2 separate regions of the Homo sapiens genome follow, and region 2 is linked to region 1. Evidence: chromatin contacts called from ENCODE Hi-C or POLR2A ChIA-PET data. All regions are on one chromosome and are shown on one strand. Each heading gives the region's core, a stretch centred on a gene start or an enhancer-like site at or near the end of the contact. The rest is flanking DNA. Distances are from core to core; before and after follow the strand shown.

What was found. A loop is a pair of places that touch in the nucleus more often than their neighbours do. ChIA-PET counts read pairs that join two places held with the same protein, here RNA polymerase II (POLR2A). Pooled maps may share reads with other maps.
Region 2: a loop to region 1 is called in a pooled map, with 2.5 times the contacts of the local background. The contact joins the promoter of FBXL5 here to the promoter of LINC01096 in region 1. A Hi-C loop is called at or near these places in 2 of 50 pooled maps. POLR2A ChIA-PET finds 5 or more read pairs at or near these places in 2 of 52 experiments (B cell and CD4-positive, alpha-beta T cell).

Annotation. Positions count from the first base shown.
Region 1 is chr4:13,546,152-13,549,698 of GRCh38, reverse strand. It overlaps LINC01096 (long intergenic non-protein coding RNA 1096), which reads left to right and starts at 1,875. Exons shown (of 1, transcript NR_015450.1): 1 at 1,875-3,547. It also overlaps a transcript of NKX3-2 not described here. RefSeq lists enhancers at 400-694, 2,064-2,564, 2,565-3,065 and silencers at 1,739-2,038, 2,229-2,348.
Region 2 is chr4:15,653,322-15,656,868 of GRCh38, reverse strand. FBXL5 (F-box and leucine rich repeat protein 5) reads left to right here and starts at 1,512. Exons shown (of 11, transcript NM_012161.4): 1 at 1,512-1,665. The coding sequence starts at 1,582. It also overlaps a transcript of FAM200B not described here. RefSeq lists an enhancer at 988-1,107 and silencers at 1,408-1,517, 1,442-1,619, 1,758-1,827, 1,858-2,077.

The DNA.
Region 1 (3,547 bases), core at 626-3,125:
AAATTAGCCAAGCGTTGTGGCGGGCACCTGTAATCCTGGTTACTCGGGAGGCTGAGGCAGGAGAATCACTTGAACCCGGGAGACGGAGGATGCAGTGAGCCGAGATTGCGCCATTGCACTCCAGCCTGGGTGACAAGAGTGAGACTCCATCTCAAAAACAAAAACAAAAACAAACAAAACAAAACAAAACAAAACATTCCTTTGGCGCCAATAAAACACACAGGGATGCCTGTGCCCTAAATGATCATCCAGCGAGAGCTCTGGTTATATACTCACAGCAAGCAGCTGTGGAATGCAGGATAGGGTAGGAGGTGGGCCAGGGGCTTGCTGTGGCCTCCGTTCTGAAACCGATCCCAACACGCCCGCGTCCTGCTCCAGTCCCTTCCCCTTGGCCCTGGAGCGAGGTGAGTCTTCAATGGAGGTGTTGATCGTGCCTGGGTGAGTTTTTAAAATGAAACATCTCCGCTGTTAGATCTCTGGCAGCGCGAGGCTGTGTACACGAAACTAGAAGCAAAACAGTCCGTTTCGTGTACTACTTATTCCAGTACCTCCCCATAAAAGTACGCACAACCCTAGAGGGATGCCCGCTAGGTGGCGCTCGTCCTCCACCATACCCAGGAGGGTTCGAGGCTGGCACGTCTTTTTAACACCCTGAGGGGTGATCTCCAACCCTGGCTTTTTAGGTAAGAAAACTAAGCCCCAAAGAGGGTCTTGCGTGAGGTCGCTTGGCTACGTCTCAGAACCGCGCGCACAATCTGGTTTCTGAACCTAATGAGTTTCCATCACCTGGCTGTCTCCCTCTACACACGGTTTAGTTTGTTGATTATAATAAAATGGTGTGTTTCCTTCTTTCTACACAACGAGGTTTACGTTCAGATCCGCAGGCCTTGGTGTGATTTGTTTTCAAATGCGTGGAACAGAAAAAAAGTCATTAGATTTGTCTGACTAAATTTTTTCTTTGATTACCTTAAATCCGAACGAAGCTCCTTTTCCAATGAATAAGCAATTAAAAATGGGTAAGGTCTATGATGGGAAACAATTAATAAGGTTAATGAGAAAAGCCGATTAGAGTAGAAAATCCAACTGGATTTGACATCAGACAAAGCCTGATTTAAATCCTGACAGCCACTTACTGATAGTCAGGAGTCTCAGTTTCTTCATCTGTAAAACGGGCATAACAATGTTTTCTACTCATTCCAATCCCAGGGGTGTGTACATTCAATGAAACAATAGGCTTTGGTTCCTGGCACACTGTCAGTGAGCAATATTTGTTAAAATATAAAACTACCTTTTATATTATTATTTATAGTATTATAAGCTGGCCAGTTACAATACAGCCTCTCTCTGCAGTCTGATATATTTTGATCGTGTGCATGAAAAACGCTGCAGGGCGCTGGATTACTCAGGAACGCAGGCGCGGGTGCTGGACGCTTGGGATGCTTAGGCGGTTTGGATCGCCCTCGGGAGTCTGCGGATTGGGACCGACGGTCAGTGCTGGGCGCGACCTCTGCCTGGACCTGGCTCTGGGGAGCCGGCAACGCTGCCCCTCCCTCCCCTCGCCCCCGCCCCCACCCCAAACACACACACACACCCTTCACTTGCTCACTCAGTGAAGCACCGGGTTCAGAAGGCACCGGGTCCAAACCCTCGTTTTAAAGGACTGGAAGCTAGAGAAGGCAGGTGACTTCAATCAAGGTCACCGGCATCTGAGGGACGAACCCCGCATGGCCTTTCGTTGCTGGGCAGCACCCGGCGCGCGCGACCTCCGGCCGCTGGCGTCAGGGAAGGCGGCCCAGGGCACAGGTGGCGGGCGTCGGGGGCGAGGCGCGCGGTGGCGCAGCCAGGAAATCCCGAGCCCACTGGGCGCCCCCCTCGGGAGCGCGGGCACGTGTGCAGCAGTTTACTGCGCGCCCCCGAGGGCCGGGGCTTCCCCTTCCCCGCCCCCTTGGCTTTCGCAGTCAAATCCCGCTCTCCGCCCGCCGCCCGCGGAAGTCTCACCGCGCAGCAGCACCCCCAGCCCGGGCGGTTCCGGGGACCGAAGGGCGCGGCACGTAGGGGGCCCGTAGGATCCAAACTGCGGAGGAGAAGCAGGAGGAGGGAGGAGGAAGAAGACAAAGGTGTGGAGGAGGAGGGGAGGGAGGAAGAAGGAAGAGAGGCAGAAGACTAGGAAAAAATGGGCCCGTGGGCGCGGAGGGGGCGCGGCGGGGTAGAGAGGCGCGGACGCTGAGCGAGCCCGGTGCCTCTCGAAAGCCTCACCGGCCGCCCGGCCGGGCCGCGCAGCTCCGCCAACTCCCGGGCCGGCCCAAGCCGGAGCGTGGCGCCCGTCGGGAGGTTGCAGAGTTCCTGGAGCTCACAGCTGAGCCCGAAGGAAGTCGCCCTCGATGGGCAGGAAGCGGGACCCAGGCACGCCCGCGCGGTCGCGTCCAGATCTGCCGTCCTCCGACAGGCGCAGGCCTGCTGCGCCTTCGCCACACACCGCCACTCTGGGCCTGGACTCCGTAGTTACGCCGGGATATCTCTGGGCATACAACCACCTCCCCTTCCCCACAGTCTTTTCATCTCCACCCGACCCCTTGCTAGGAGCAGCTTCTAGTTGCAGCTCAAGACCCGCGAGTTCACCCTCCGCGCCAAGCACCCAACTCCCGGCTCTGCCTACAGTCACCCACAGACCTAATGATCGACTAAGCGCCGTAATGGCCCGAGATGACACCAGGAGACTCCCTTGCTGTGCGCCTCCGGAAGACGCGGAACGTAGCCCCTTTCTCACACTCCTGGGACACAAAAATACCCGACAACTCAAAGTCGCCAAACCACATCTTTTCATGCTTTGAAGACTTCTGCCCAAGGCTGTGGCAGGAGTATGTCCAACTGTGATTTGGGATTCTTTTTAAACATCGAATCAAAGGGAAGAGGGGAGGGATTCGCAACTAAATGGTAGTTGTTTTCAAGCAAGTCTTTACGTAGCCCCAAACCTACTCTAGTATTCGGTGATTCAGCCCCAAAACATCTCTGCCTGCCTTTATGTTCGGATCTCACTCCATTATTTGTCAGCACCAAGTACTAAACCCACAAAGCGATCGCTGTACGGGACACCAAACCCATACCTGCCCGTCCCCTACCTTCCAGGCAACCAGTGTCAATCTCCTCACTATACATAATTCCCAACATCCCTGCCCGAAGTGAGGAGAACGGTAATTTAAATAATACAGCGGGGGAGGAGAGGACACACTGTTTTTGAAAGACTGTAAGCATTCTGCTGTTCCACTCTGCGTCCTTACACTTGCTGAGCACTGACACCAAATTTAAATGGCGTTCCTTCAAAACTGATGTAATTGTAAAGAGCTGTAAAGGGCAATGACCTCAAGTGGATGTTTTTTCCCAGGTACCCTACAAGGTTTGCACAAAGCAAGAAAGCATCATGTAACCGAAATGCTGAAAAGTATAGATGCTGCAAAACCTCATTCTGAGACTGAGAACTATGAATAGTCAGTGTATTTCCTTCTGCGGTGCAGAAAAAGAACAACCAAAAAGAAAGCAACAAGGGGAG
Region 2 (3,547 bases), core at 263-2,762, 2.1 Mb before region 1:
AGACTTAATTTCCTGCAGCACTACCTCATAGAGTTGCTTTAAAAAAGTATTACTAGCTTACAGACGGTACTGTTATAAGTGCTTCAAATATATAAATCCTCATAAAGATTCTGAGGTAGGTATTATTAGCTTCATTTCATGTCAGAGCAAACTGAGGCATAAAGAAGTCATATAGCTTGTTAACGGTTGTATAGCTAGTGTCTGGCAAAACCAGGAATCTTAACTTCCAGAGTCTGTGGTTTAACCACTGTTCACACTGTCTATAATAGCATATAGTAATATAAGATTAGAACTAAATAGGGTGCATTCCACTGCAAAGTTCTTTCTCACCTTCTTCTACTCCATTATTTGTTGACTATTTACTGATCCCCATGTTGTCTTGCAACTGTGATAGATAATAGAGAACAAGGGTGAACACAGCATATCTGGTTCTTGCCCTCCTGGAGGTTCTGGCCATTAAGCAAATAACAATTCCTCCCAAGGTTCTCAGGCTTCCCTGTTTTCTCCTATTTCTCTATCTGTCCAGCAGTACTCCAGCCAACCAATCTAAGACTGACCGGCGTGAGCAGAGAACAGAGTCTCCAGGAGGTCTGTGGCCAGGGCCAGGCGATTTATGGGAAAGAGGCAGACATTTTCCTGGGTTAGTGACCTTGTTTTCTCTCCGAACCTCCGCTTAAAATGGCGGGATTTGTACCAAGGTTCTTTCCCGCACCAACCTTCCATTATTCACCCTTCTCCCCACCCCCAAGGCCCGTCGGGCCTATCCCTGACCCGCGTTCCTGCACTTGAGGTGCATTTCCGCACCTGGATCCCCAGATACTGTTTTTCCCCCACGTTGAGTCTCCCGAATTTCACGAGAACTCTCTCTCGCGGTCTCTGCCCCGCCCCTCGCACCCAGGCCCCGCGCCCGCTGTGGGCTGCCGCCCGGGACCGAAGCTCTCAGAGCCCGCAGCTCTGGTTCACCAACCGCTGGGTGGGAGCCAGGCCCGGCCTTTGAGTGGCGGCCGGGGTGGTCTGCGCTCGGCCCCAGGAAAAATCTGGCACGGGCCAATCGCAGGGAGGCGAAGGGCAGCTCCGGAGGTCCTGGCCAGAAGCATTGGTCACCCAGGCCAAGCAGGCGTCGGGGCGTGGGCACAAGCAGAGCTCGCGGCCCTGACCGCGGCCATTGTGCTTGGCTGCCTCTCCTCAAGGCCGTGGTGGGCAGGGCAGCAACGGGAGAAGCGCCGAGAGCGCCACTGCAACGACTTTCCCCTACCCTCAGCTACTGTGCTTTCATGTAGTGAAAGAAACAGGGAAAAGGTTTGGGTTCCTTCTGCGGCTTATGAAGACGACAAAAAACGAAAAGAGTGGGGGCGGGAGGCAGAAGCCGCGAGCCTCTGCGCGCGCCCGGTCACGTGGGCCGCAGGGATCGCATGGCGGCGGCCTGCGCGCCCCCGCGTCCCCGCCGGCCAAGCCGACCGGGCGCGCGCGCCGACGGGGCGGGCGCATGCGCAAGGGGGCGCGCCGCCTCTGCCCCGCGGCGAGGGTGTCTATGGAGAGGCGGCGGCCGCGGCTGCTGAGGCGGAGGCTGAGGCAGTGGCGATGGCGCCCTTTCCTGAAGAAGTGGACGTCTTCACCGCCCCACACTGGCGGATGAAGCAGCTGGTGGGGCTCTACTGCGACAAGGTAACGGAGCGCTGAGCCTCCCGCTGTGGGCGGTGCGGGCGGCGATGGGGAGCGGGCTGGGTTCTTGGGGCGGCCTGGCCTGCGCCGCGCCCGCAGCCCCGTGCCGTCGCCGCGCGAGTAGCCGCCTGCGCAGCTGTCAGCGCCGCCCGCTCCCGCAGCCTGCCCGCCCGCTGCGAGGCCTTCGCAGAGCCGGCCTGGCCGCCGCCTCGGACGTGCTCTCGGGGCGGGCGGCGTCCCCTGCCGAGGGCCTGGCGGCTGAGGAGGGGCGCTACCGGCGTCACTGGCCGCCCTCGGGCCGGCCCCACCGCCGCGCTGGGACTCCCGCTGCTGCCTCTAAGGAGAGCGGCCCTACCTCCTCGAAGCCCTGGGTGCCCCGGCCGGCCACCTGCGGTGGACTCCCATCTGCACCGAGTAGTTGTTCCCGTCCCCCGTCACTCCCCCGGGCCTGTTCGGGGCTCTCCGTGCAGACACCCACCCATCCTCTGCACCTCTCGCTGGCTTCCTGGCTGGAACTGCAGCGTCTCCCAGCTACCCGGTTCCTTTTACCCCCGGCTTTCTTCACTGGTTTGATTTGGGAGAAAAGCCAAGTTTAGAACTGAAGAACCTTCACTCTTCATGTGTCGTTATCGTTTTCCTTGCAACTTTTATTGCCCTGAACACTTACTGGATGTAGATTTTGTTATAAGACAGCAATTCTCTCTTGGATTTCTTTATATGAGCTCGAATAAAGGGGGCCTCAGGAAAAGTTGGTTTAACTGTGAGAACCATTTTGGGCCCATAATTGGTGCAGCATAAGCTGAAGAGGCACTTTTGTGGAGATGGTTCAGGGCCCTTTGCTAGTGATTTTAAAACAATATTAACATTCCACGTATTTGTCAGTTTATGTTGGGGAAAGTCATGGATATCTGCAAACCTCAGGCAGTCCCGTTTCTTGTGGAAATGATCCAACTAAATAAAGCATTCAAATGACTACTGTTTAAGCATAGAAATCAACTTTTAGGAATTCTCAGAAATTGCATAGCATTATGCAGAACCATTGTCTACAGAAAAGAGGGGTGTTTCATAGCTCAGCCAGGCGATTGGAGGATGCCCAGGGTATTCACTGTTAGGCCACACTCAAGACCAGCAATTTAAAGCAGTGACGTTGAATTTCAAATCTTAGCACTCCATCTTCTCCCTCCCTCCATTCTGAAAATTTAGAAACACCCAGTTCACATGAGTTGGAAACACCAGGACTGTCTAGGACAATGGTTTGCAACCTTGGTTGCTTATTAGCCTTAAACTAAAAACTATTAGAAGTCCTGATGTCTAGGTCACTAAAATTAGGATTTCACCCAGACATCAGGTATAAATGATTAAAGCTCTCCATTTGAGTGCAGTATGCAGCTGAGGGTGAGAACCACTCATCTAGGAGAAGCATGAGGAATGGTTAAGCCATTAAGCAAGAGGGTATATCCCTGAATTTTTTACTTAGCAGTATTATAGTGTTTTTATCCTCTCTGGCTTTTGAATATCGTTCATTCAGACACCATTCTTTAATAGCAGGAAAGAAAAAAAAAATGGTCTCAAAAATCGAAAGTGGAAGTGAAGACTAACAGAATCCAAGGTTTTCTCTCCACTTTAGACTGTGGAGAGGTAGCCTAGGATCACCTGAAATTATATGGAAAATTTTGTGCGTGTGTCCATTTTCCTAGGGTGTTTGTAGCTTTCATCGATTTCCAGATGATTGTGACCTCCCAAAATAAAGAATCACAATTTAATTTACTTGCAGACTAAGGCTAAGCAGCCTTATTTTAAAATTTTCAAGAAGTTAGTCGCTCTTTTTCTGTCTCTTCCTGGTGGTTGAGAGTATTTGAACAAATTTTGAAAATGCAGTTGCTTT